Linked DNA regions of Homo sapiens: all the other regions are linked to region 1. The links are chromatin contacts, found by Hi-C in ENCODE. All regions are on one chromosome and are shown on one strand. The core of a region is the stretch at or near the end of the contact, and the rest is flanking DNA. Distances in the headings are between cores, read along the strand shown.

Region 1 (2,700 bases), core at 52-2,551:
AACACTTGATAAGCCAATTCTTATCACACTGCATTGTTTTCACGCCTTAGGAGCGCAGGGAGGGCAGAGTCTCTCCACTCAGCCCACAGAGGACCAGGCAAGCAGAAACGCTCAATGAACGTGCCTTGAATTCATTTTCCACTTAGATTAAGTGACCCCCTAGAACCCGTTCACATCTCAAGGATACACTAAGTTCCATTCCTTCTTCCCACCACAGAATGAATACCAGGGGCACACCCAGAGCCCTAGAACGAGAACAATGAATGAACACGGCCGCCTCGCCTCTCACGACGTCCAAACCCCTCTCTCTTGGGCATCGACTCGCTCGCAGAGCCTCAGCAGCTGCAGAGCTGAAGCGTCCCGGCGGCTCTCGCGTCACACAAAAGACAGCCCTGGCTCTTCATTCCAAAGCGTCCTGAGGCCAATCCTCTATAAGTATCCCAAACCTTTCATTAATAACCCAGAGTCCTGATACCCAAGGCTAGTCCTGATACCCAAGAAGAGGCCCCTGTGCCTTTGTGGTAGGGCACTGGCCAGTTTCCTCCTCTCTTACCCGATTCCTCACGTCGTCTCTAAAAGGGTGTCACTTGACTGAAGTACCCTGAGAAAGGGTGCAAGCCCGGGTCCCACATTCGGCGGCCCAAGAGAAAAGGAATTGGCCCATCCAAGTGACAACAGATATGGGGCAGCTCTGGGCGGATTTTCCCACTGCCAAATATGAGGAATGCGCATGGCATAAGGGTGGCGTTGGCACGTTTCCGCCAAACACAAGGAAATTTGAGTGGGATGTGGGAACTCGGCTCGCCGGCCATGACACCGGACTCCGGGGCCCCCGCCCAACGCTACCCCAGGGTGACAACGGCCTGGCCCAAGCCCTCTGCCCGGCAGCCGCGGGGCCGCTCCATCAGCGCCACCCAGGCCCGGTCGCCCTGGAAGCCGATCCCTCAGCCCCGCCGCCCGGCTCCCCCGGCATCCACGACCCGGTCCTGCCACCTACCTGAGGGAGCCAGGCCGCCCCAACGTCCTGTCGTTCGGCGGCAGCTTCTCGCCCGCTCCTCCTCCCCGCGGCGGGTGAGGGAGCGGGAGGCGGTCACATTCGGCGCGTCCCCAGCCCAGGGGACGGAGCCCCGAGCAGCCCCCGCATCGTAGCAAACGCGCTCCGCGCCTCAGGGCACGCGCCCCAAAGCCCGGCCAGCTGACCCTTTTCGGGGCCCAAAAAAGGCAGCAGAAAGCCGTTCCCGCCTCACAATCGTTTTCCTCTTACTCCCGCCATCTAAGATGGCGGCCCAAGCGCCCGCGATTAAGACTCTCGGGCGGCCCAGACGAGCGAGCCCTCGACTCGGTGCTCGTCCTCCCGACCTGCGACGCCACCGGCTCTCCGATTCTGCGCGAGCCCTACTGGCAGTCGACTTCTAACTTGGCTCGGGCATCCATCGCTCTGGCCTGAACTCAGGCCCCGCCCCCGGGGCGTGGCCTAGCGATCTGGTGGCCGCCATTTCGAAGCTGAAGAGGTTAGGCGACGCTGACTTGCTTTCAGGAGAGGCACTCGGTAATCGAGAAGAACCGGCTTTCGGCCAGCCAGGAGTGGCCAGAGGCCTAGAAGGGGAGAGGAAGGCCTGCCTGCCCAGCATTGCAAGGCCCAGCGATCACCAGACGTGCCTCAGGACACAGGGCACAGTGTCCAACTTTGACGCGTCCTCTCCGGGCACTTTAATACCAAATCACGGCTCCGCCACTTGACAGCTATGTGGACAGTCCCTGAACCTTAAACGGTCTTTTCCTTGTGTGTAAATTCCGAGTTCATTTTTCCCCCATCACATTAGCAACAAGTTAAAAAAACTGATAATATCCGGTTTGGTCCAAGGTATATTGAAACCTGTTGTGTGCCCTCGCAGCGCTATCACAGTGGAACTTGGACATGTTAAAAGTATATATCCTTCCTCCCGGCAGTTTCACTTCTAGACACTAATTCTAGAGAAATAAGTATACACATACACAAAAAGCTATGTGTGAAGATATTTAATGCCATATTATTTGCATTCTGGAGAAACACTGGGGATGAAATGAAGATTAATAGGAAACTGGTTAAGAGAACGCTGCTACACATCCAATCTGGGTTGTCATCCATCCAAGAATGAACTAGATAGTTACTGAATTTAAAAAACAACAAAAAAAGGGCCCGGCGCTTTTTTTGGGATTACTCCTGTAATCCCAGCACTTTGGAAGGCCGAGGCAGGCGGATCACCTGAGGTCGGGAGTTCGAGACCAGCCTGACCAACATGGAGAAACCCCGTCTCTACTAAAAATACAAAAATTAGCCGGGCGTGGTGGCGGGCGCCTGTAATCCCAGCTACTCAGGAGGCTGAGACAGGAGAATCGCTTGAACCCGGGAGGCAGAGGTTGCAGTGAGCCCAGATCGCACCATTACACTCCAGCCTGGGCGACAGAGCGAGACTCCGTCTCGAAAAAATAAATAAATATAAAAAAATAAAAATACCAAATTAGCTGGGCATGGTGGTGCATGCCTGTCATCCCATCTACTCGGGAGGCTAAGGCAGGAGAATTGCTTGTACCCAGGAGGCGGAGATTGCGGTGAGCCGAAATCGCGTCATTGCACTCCAGCCTGGGCAACAAGAGCGAAACTCTTGTCTCAAAAAAAAAAAAAAAAAAGACATGGCTGGGCGTGGTGGCTCACGCCTG
Region 2 (2,918 bases), core at 240-2,739, 1.2 Mb after region 1:
AAGTAACATTCTCTGGCATATGTCAATTATCATTCATTTAAAAGTTAGATTTTCTGGTGTTTATGTTAGTTTATATTTCATCTGGAACTTGCAGATTTTAATAGCATAAGAGCCTACGCTTAGTTTTATGATAGTACATATCTAAGCAATGGTGTACTAAAAATTAGTTAAACCACCATTGAGTGTGTTTATTGGCCAGGGGGAGTAGTGTACAAGTTTCCCCTTTCAAGGAGCCCACATATCCCTCCAGCTTGAGAAACAAATCCCTGTTGATTTTGAAGGACCTCTGCATTCTCATGGTTTGTGAGCCCATGGATGGATCATCAGGTGGATGGGATTGTTTTAATTGAATTTGAGGTAAAGACCATTGTGAGGCCATTTTATACCAAATACCACCCGGTGAATATGTGTGTGTGTGTGTGTGTGTGTGTGTGTGTGTGTGTGTGTGTGTGTGTGTGTACTTTATGTTCTGCTGGCACCAGAATCCCCTGCAGGAGGGCTTGTTAATGCTCAGAGGGATGCCCACTGCCCAGGTTCACATTCAGTCCATCTGGGACTGAATGAAATGCACCCCAAAATGTGCATTTCTAACAAGTTCCCAGGTGATGCTGATGGCCACCCTTAGAGATCCAGAAGATCATCATCTGTGGGCTGGGAGGCAGGACTCAGGTCCACTGGCCTCTGTCCAGCCTGCTCTGGAATCCTGGGTAAGCCCCTTGTTCTGGGTGAGCCTCTGGACTCCCTACTTCCCATTCCTGCAATAAGAAGCTGGGACAAGTCTAGTGCCTCATCCAGGAGCAAGCATAAGCTCTGACACCTGGTTTGCCATTCGGAGTCTAAAGCCTGGTGTCTTATCAGTGAAGTTTCATGTCCACCCAGGAAGCCCCTGGAGCAGGAGGGCAGTGGCAGTCTTAGCTCCCTGCTTTGGGGAGACAAGCTGCGGAAACAGAAAGGCACACTCCCACTCCAAATCCCATCTCTGGCCCTGTGACCTTGTGCAAGTGACTGGTCTCCAGGGCTTCCCCTCATGTTGTAGGGTCACTGAGAAGTCCCTTCTGGAAAGCACCTGGATCTGGTGGGCCCTCTCAGACTCATCTGTGCGCTCCCAGCCACACTTTGCCTCACCGGCCGCTGGCCATCTGCCCGTGGGCTCCTGGTCACCTCGGGAGGAGAGCACTTATCACCATTCCACCCCCAAGGTCTTCCTCAGGATAATCTCCGGCCCGGGTGATTCATCTCATGGGCTGGGCCCTTCCTCTCGGGCCTGAAATATCTCCCTCCCCTCACCATTCCTGGGTCATGCCTGTGCCCCCAGCCATGTGACTTCCTCTGGGGACTGGCCCTGGGCCCCTGCCCTCCTGCCACCCCTCCACTCTCTAGCTAGCGACCCATTCTGGGCCTGCCATATCAGGCAGGGCTCAGCTGGGAGGGAGGAAGCCCACAGCTTGTTGTGCTGGGGAAAAAGTGCATCCCCACGTCCGGCCCCCACCCTGGCCCAGCCACACCTCTGCCTTTAGTGGGCTGGGCTTCCGGCACACATCCTGGCATGTCCTGGCCTGTTTATCACTTAGTTGCCACCTGGCGCTCTGCCCCTCATGCACACACATTCCCTGGGAGGCTTCTGGGGCTGGAGCAGAGTGGTTGGCCAGTATATCCCCCAGCTTTAGGGAGGCTGCCTTTCTCTGGAGCTAAGGATGGCTTTTTGGAGAAGACAGATCTGATCATATATCCCAGTTTCACTGTGGAATTACTGTGTGACTTTAGGCAAGTGAGTCTGCATCTCTGGGTCTTAGTTTCTCTGATTTTTAAATAGAAAGATAAATACCTTCATCTCCAGTTGTTGTGTGGATTAAATAAGATAATTACAAACAGACTGATGCTTGAACCCTACCTCCAACCACTTAAATCAGAATCTCTGTGGAGCATATAAAAAGCTTTCAGGGAGGTTCTAAGACACAGCCATGGATGGAACCCACTAGTATGGAATAGTTAATGGCTGAAGCTCTGGACTAGACCAACATGGATTTGAATTCTGGATCTGTTACATAATTATGGAGCCTTGATAGATTATTAGCCTCTCAGAGCTTCTGTTTACTTGTGTGTAGGATGGGGATAATAGTAATTACTTCCTAGTACTGTTATGAACATTAAATGAAGTAATAGATACTAGGTACTTTGCACACAGTGACTATTCCCTAAGTAAGTCAGGTGAGGAGAGGACAAGCCCTTCGTTCACCAGTTTACACAAGGCAGCTGGCTCTGTGCCTGGTCCCTCGATGGTACTTCAAATGAATATCTGTAAATGACTAAGTGTAGCTGTTTTCATTATTGTAGACTAAAAAGTAGTGAAAAATCTCAATTATCCTGAAGATAAACTTTTTCTGTCTTGTGACTGACTTTAGAAACTACATCTCCCAGCATCCTTTGCAGCTAGGGGCAGCCATGACTTTGTTCTGTTGAAAGAGATGTAGGTGGAAGCCCCTGGGCTTTCAGTTCCTTGAGTTTCCCCTTCCTCTGGCAGCCATCTTGAGAAGGACGGCCAAATGGAAAACAAGAAGGGACACGATGGCATGGTTGAGCTGCCATAGCAGCCCCGCAGCCTGCCTCTGGGCTTTTTTTTTTTAAGTGACAGAAAAATCTATTATTGTTTAGGCCTCTGGGTTGGGGGATTTTTGTTTCTAGTGGAAGAAAAACAGATGCATTGGGCCTCCTCATTGTCCTACTTTCTGTTCTTAGTCCTCCGTGTCCAAAAAAATCTAGAACCAGTCACCTGAATCACTAATTCCTTCTTTAGATCTCTAGGGCTGGGTTAGAGGCACTACAGGAAACCTGTCCAACCCTTAATCTGACCCCTTGAGGCAGAGTTAGCCCCGAGTCCTGTCCAGGCTCCTCTGGCAGCCCCAGAAAGTTCAAGAAGA
Region 3 (2,904 bases), core at 171-2,670, 1.7 Mb after region 1:
GGAGTCCGATGGCAGGGGCCTCCAGGGAGAGCCAGTGTCACTTCGGGATGCTCCTTAGCATCCTGGGGCTGTACAGGGAGAGTGGCTGCAGAGCCCTTCCAGGCAGGGATCCTGGCCTGAGTGGGGGCAGCTCTTGGTCGGACCTGTGTGGTATTTCTTCTTCTTCTTCTTTTTTGTTTTTTTGAGACTCATTCTTGTCACCCAGGCTGGAGTGCAGTGGCGTGATCTCGGCTCACTGCAACCTCCGCCTCCCGGGTTCAAGGGATTCTCCTGCCTCAGCCTCCTGAGTAGCTGGGATTATAGGCACCCGGCACCACGCCAGGCTAATTTTTGTACTTTTAGTAGAGACGGAGTTTCGCCATGTTGGCCAGGCTGGTCTCGAACTCCTGACCTCAGGTGATCTGCCCCCTCGGCCTCCCAAAGTGCTGGGATTACAGGCATGAGCCACCGCGCCTGGCCGGTATTTCTTCTTTCATTCTCCGTGTAAATGGTGGAAGGATCGGCTCTCTCCTCCCCGCCTCCCAGGTGCAGAGAGAGAGAGAGAGAGAGAGGGACAGGAGAAGGCTGGGGTTCGGGGTTCTCACAGCGTTTCCCTCTCATGCTGCCAGGGCGGGGCAGTGGAAAATGGTCCCTGAGGGCCCGTTCATTCAAATAAGGACAAGAATAATGGCACACTCCCCATCTCCATTTAAAAATAGTCACATTAGCTGACACTGGCTTGGCACTTCCTAGATGCCGGGTGCGTTCCGAGTTCTCTACGCTGTTAACCTTGGATCTTCATAACAGCCGGAGGAGACAAGCGCTACTATTTTCCTTTCCATTTTATAGATGAGGACACTGAGGCAGAGAAATTGAGTCACTTGCCCAGGGTCACACAGCCATGGCAAGGCCAGGATTCTGGAGCTCTGTACCTGGCTTCACACCACAAGCTCAGGCCACCCTCCCGGGGCATACCGAGTCTCCCAGAACGTGGACGATCGCCCAGGGCAACGCAGTGGAGTGCGAGCCCGGTCTGGTTTGCACCTGGCTGCTCCAGGAGCCCTGGGCCTCATCCTAGGAGCCTGGCGGAAGAGGCGAGCGGTGGAGTTTGGAGGCTGCTGTGAAGGAAAGGACTAGGCGGGTCGGGTCGGGTCTGTCCTGCTCTTCTTCCGCAGGCAGGAGGCGCCCAGGGCGGGCTGCCGCACCTGGCAACGAACGTTCGCCGCGCGGCATGAGGGTGTGCGCGCGCGCTCGGCGAGCCCGGGTTCTTTGTGTGTCCGAGCCCATGCGCGCGTGCGTGTTTGCGTGTATGTGTGTGCATGTGTATGTGTGCGCGCGTGTGTCCGCACTTGGGGCGGGGCTGGAAGCCCCGGCCCCGCCCCGGCCCCGCCCCCGGCCCGGCCGAGCTGGTATTTTTCCACCCAGCAGGATGGGTGATGCTGAGAGCTGCCTGCTCAGACAACAGACACGCGAGGTCAGGAAGAAGCCGCTTATAAATTACCGCTTCCTTCGCGCCGCCGCCAACGCCGAGCCCCGAGGACCGCAAGCCCAGAGGACAAGCTGCGCCAAGAGGGAGTGCGGAGCGTTCACCCAGCGGGTCAGAGAGCGAGCGGGCAGGCAGCCCCCGGCCGGCGGAACCCGGCACAGCCGAGCAGAGCGCGGGCGGCGCCGCAGCCACCCCAGGTACCGGAGGGACCGGGAGCTGGGCGCGCAGCCGGCGCTGCCCGCCGTCTGCAGCCCCTCCCCATCCCCGCGTCGCCGCAGTCCCGGCCTCCTCCCCTCCGCGTGCGCCCATCCGGCGCCCCTTTCACCACCGCGGAAGGGACCGAGAGTCGCCTGCTCAGTCCCGCTGGCGGGGCTGTTATTGTTTCCCCGGCAAAAGGGCTCCGGCTCTTGGTGCGGGCGGCAGGAGAGTGTGTGTGTGTGTGTGTGTGTGTGTGTGTGTGTGTGTGTGTGTGTGGCATATCTGTGTGCCTGTCTCCGTCAGGATGCCTACATGTGCCTCCGTATCCCTGTGTCTGTGTTTCTGAGGGTGACTGTTTCACCGTGTCCCCAGCAGCGTGCACATGTGTGTTCCGGTGCATGTCTGTTATTCTCTGCGTGCTGGGCTGTGTGTGTGTGCCTCTCTGTGTGTGATACCTGAGTGTGCTGTCTTTGGATGTGTGCTCTTGTGTGTCCCCGTTTGTGTCTGCATGAATCTGTGTGTGGGGGGCTGCGTCTTCCAGGCCCTGGCTAGGTGCACGTGCGTGTCCCTGAGTGTGGTTGTGTCTCCAGGTCCCTGGTTGTGGGCACTCGTGTGTCCTCGGCTGTACCCAAGAGGGTGTCCCTGGTGCCTAGAGGGTCCAATGGCCAGAGCTGGTTCTCCAGGGCCGGCGCTGAGTGGGGAGAGGTGATAGGGCAGCGTGGCTCCATAGGTGCATGCACTCCATAGGTGGTGTGCAGGTGGCAGCGCCAGCGTCCAGCAGTCCTGAGTGGTGGGACCAAGGCCCGGAGGGGCAGCCAAGGGGTAGTGGACAGCCGGCAGGGCCAGCAGGACACTTCCCCCTCCAGACTATTTCTCTTCCTTCTGTGGGTTCCTCTTTTGAGTAGGAGATTCTCGTCCCCCTCCCACTAGGGAAGCCACACAGAGAGAATTCCAGGGACCTCCTCCTACAGCCTCAAAGCTTCAGCCTGGACTTCAGCCTGGACTGGAGAGGAGACCTGTGGGCAGCTCTCCCAGGCAGGGAGGTGTGTGCCGGGTAGGGCCACCGGCCTGGCTATTTTGGTCACTGTTGGGCCTCTGCCAGATCCCGGCATCCCCAGGACCAGCCCCAAAAGCTTGGGAGGCAGCCTGGGCCCCCGTTTCCTGTCTGGGGAAATAAATCAGCTCAGTAATTGCCCAGACACTTGAATGGAGGGTCTTCGGGCTGAGGTTTACTGGCGCAT
Region 4 (2,700 bases), core at 178-2,677, 1.0 Mb before region 1:
ACTGCTCCTGCTGAATGAGAAAGAGAAGAGTCCCGGATGTGTGTGTGGTTACAACAGAAAACACTCTTCCTGCCAGGCCGAACTCCCCCGGAGATGCCCTCGGCGGCAGACCCAGGGCCATTGCCACTTTTTCAAATCGCACGTAGAGGATGTCCGAGGGCTTAAGAAATAGATTTTTCTCTGACTGCTACCAGAGACAGTTGGAAATACAAGACAGTGGGGGAAGCACCTCGCGGGCAGTAGGAGGTAATAAATAACAGTTCGGCGCGGCTCTCTCTTTTTCAGGGCAGGCTGGGGGTCGGGGTGTTGTGTAATCGCTCCCACAGGGAGCGGAGCGCGAGGAACACCCCCCAGTGTCAGCGCTCCCCGGGCTGCACAGGAAGCGCCAGCGAGACAAAGAGCCCGCCTGTGCTCGCTGACACGGTGCCCTTCCGGCCCCACGCGGGAGAGGGACATTCTCCGCTGTTTGGGACGCTCACTCGCGAGCACAAAAACTCGCTGTAACTTTGGCTCCCCCTCCGTGAGCTGCAGGGCGCCGTGGCCCACAGCAGGGTACAGTAGACGGTGCAATCCTTACCAGCCCCTCCCCCAAAGAGGCTCAACTTTTACCGGCGTCCTACAAGTCCTTCCCCTAAAGACAATATTAACGGAAATCAAAAATACATACATTTTAAAGAGTTAAAAATGTGAGGCGCGAGTACGTTGCAAGCAACGAGCAAACTTTGAAGGGTTTCTACTTCACTGCCTCCCCGTCCAGCCCCCTCCACCGCCCCCCGCAGCCTGAGATCCGAACACACTCGGTGCCGAACCGAACCTAAGAAACGCCGGCCTTTCAAGTGCCCTACACCCCGGAGGAGGACAGCGGGCGCTTAGAAGGCAGGCACCCAGCACACTGAGGAGGAGTGGCCGGGACGAGCAACGGGCAGTAATTCTACAACGGGACATCTACCTTCGTAGCACAGAATGCCGATATTGTTGTTCATCTTGTCCAAGTACTGATAGTTCAACAGGTCCATCTTCATAAATAGCATTTATTGGGCTAGCAAAGAAAACCAGCTCTTTGCTTTTGCCCCAAAAGAGTTAAGTTTCAAAAATCAATTGTTGCTGAGTAGCTCCTGGCTCTTCAACTTCACAAAGGCAGAGGCCCAGCCTCAGACTATCAAAACAAAGTATGCAAAAGTTAAAAAAAAAAAAATCAGGCACAAAAAAATCGAGCTCACACGAAACCCTTCAAGGGCTTACTGGTAGACGGTGTATGTACTGTATCCCCGATCGAGTATGAAAACAGCGTTTCAGAAGTCCTTACAAGTCCTTCCTGGAAATGGAAAAGAGTGAAAAAGAGAAACGCGCAGCCCGTTTCCTAGGACAAAGCGGCGCCGGCCCCTCTCACAGCCCGCTGCAAGCCGGCAGCGCTGACATGAGGGCTATGCTTGGCATGACTCCTATGCCGCCGCTTCCTCTTCCCGCAGGAGGCCGAGCATGCTCACTGCGCCGCGCTGCCGAGGCAGGGAGGGCTTCTGCACAGGATCAGCCTCTCAATGTAGCAAGTGTTGGAAAGAAAGAGAAAGGGGAGGGGGAGAGACTCTAGAGACGGGGCCTTGGCAGAGTGGCTCTTGACAGGAAGCAGCCAAGCCGCTGCAAAACCGTAGGAGGAAAAAAGAAAACCCAGGAAGTTTCTTTTTCAGGAGCTAAGTACAAAGTAAAAAATCCATCATGGAAGCAAACTCCCATGGAATGCAACTTTCGTGAAACTTCATGTTGGGGTTTCGGAAACCCAAAGTGCTAGTGATGCATAAGCCATATATATATATATAGTGTCTTTGTTTCTTTTAAAGATTGTTTTATAATATCCATTTACACTTTAACTGGATATTTAAATTTCTGATGTTAATGTTACATATAGCTTCTTCCATAATCCCCATAACAACTGAGATGGACAGGGCAAGGAGGGTATCACCCTTTCACAGCAGAGGAAACAGGTTCAGATGGATTAAATGACTGGCCCACAGCCCCCAAAATAGTTGACAGAACTACTTTTAAAGTGTTTTTTCCCACCTAATGTTATAATTTTATTTAAAAAAACGAGGGGGCCGGGTGTAGTGGCTCACACCTGTAATCCTAGTCGAAGCAGGCGGATCACTTGAGGTCAAGAGTTCAAGACCAGCCTGGCCAGCATGGTGAAACCCCATCTCTACTAAAAATACATAAATTAGCCTGGTGTGGTAGCGCACGCCTGTAGTCCCAGCTACTCAGGAGGCTGAGGTGGGAGAATTGCTTGAACCTGAGAGGAGGAGGATGCAGTGAGCCAAGATCGTGACACTGCACTCCAGCCTGGGCAACAGAGTGAGACTTTGTCTCAAAAAAAAAAAAAAAAAAGAAAAGAAAAAAAGGAGACAAGGAGAGGAGAAGAGATGGAAGAGTGTTTAAGCAAATAGGGCTATAATATCAAAAATTAAAAGTGTACTTGAAATTATAGAGGGAAAGGGTAAAATTATTTTCATTTGGCATGTATGTCACCCACCTGTGTGTAAGAAGCTAGTGGCATGCAGCTGTACTATTTGCTATTGGAAGAACTTGGGGCTTAAACTTTGATTACCCAGTGCCTAGCACAACCAAGTTCAGGTGCCCAAAAACTGTTTACTGAACGAGTGAACCACTGAATGTTCAGTTTTCAGCACATCAAGAACGTGTTAACAAAAT

What was found. Hi-C counts contacts between places; a loop is a spot of excess contacts on that map. Pooled maps may share reads with other maps.
Region 2: a map of CD8-positive, alpha-beta T cell shows a loop between it and region 1 (7-fold over the local background). The contact joins the enhancer-like site here to the promoter of RAF1 in region 1. A Hi-C loop is called at or near these places in 2 of 168 maps with a recorded cell type or tissue (CD8-positive, alpha-beta T cell and ascending aorta) and 6 of 50 pooled maps.
Region 3: a loop to region 1 is called in a map of OCI-LY7, with 6 times the contacts of the local background. The contact joins the promoter of SLC6A6 here to the promoter of RAF1 in region 1. A Hi-C loop is called at or near these places in 2 of 168 maps with a recorded cell type or tissue (OCI-LY7 and naive thymus-derived CD4-positive, alpha-beta T cell) and 6 of 50 pooled maps.
Region 4: a loop to region 1 is called in a map of naive thymus-derived CD4-positive, alpha-beta T cell, with 8 times the contacts of the local background. The contact joins the promoter of VGLL4 here to the promoter of RAF1 in region 1. A Hi-C loop is called at or near these places in 1 of 168 maps with a recorded cell type or tissue (naive thymus-derived CD4-positive, alpha-beta T cell) and 10 of 50 pooled maps.

Annotation. Positions count from the first base shown.
Region 1 is chr3:12,662,816-12,665,515 of GRCh38, forward strand. RAF1 (Raf-1 proto-oncogene, serine/threonine kinase) reads right to left here and starts at 1,302. Exons shown (of 17, transcript NM_002880.4): 1 at 998-1,302. RefSeq lists enhancers at 384-994, 995-1,606, 1,218-1,567, 1,608-1,677 and a silencer at 808-1,027.
Region 2 is chr3:13,889,427-13,892,344 of GRCh38, forward strand. No RefSeq gene overlaps it. Among named protein-coding and RNA genes, the nearest start is that of WNT7A, 11 kb to the left of the region's middle. Within about 2 kb of position 1,490, at least 7 of the 41 ENCODE cell types and tissues checked have a DNase peak (open chromatin) inside an H3K27ac peak, as active enhancers do; they include CD8-positive, alpha-beta T cell, where a contact is called at or near this core.
Region 3 is chr3:14,401,186-14,404,089 of GRCh38, forward strand. It overlaps SLC6A6 (solute carrier family 6 member 6), which reads left to right and starts at 1,421. Exons shown (of 15, transcript NM_003043.6): 1 at 1,421-1,662. It overlaps LOC105376959 (a long non-coding RNA gene), which reads right to left and starts at 1,222. Exons shown (of 8, transcript XR_007095825.1): 1 at 1-1,222. RefSeq lists enhancers at 845-894, 905-1,074, 2,395-2,454, 2,525-2,604 and a silencer at 1,215-1,744.
Region 4 is chr3:11,642,488-11,645,187 of GRCh38, forward strand. VGLL4 (vestigial like family member 4) reads right to left here and starts at 1,428. Exons shown (of 5, transcript NM_001128219.3): 1 at 950-1,428. The coding sequence starts at 1,031. RefSeq lists enhancers at 12-381, 1,572-1,651.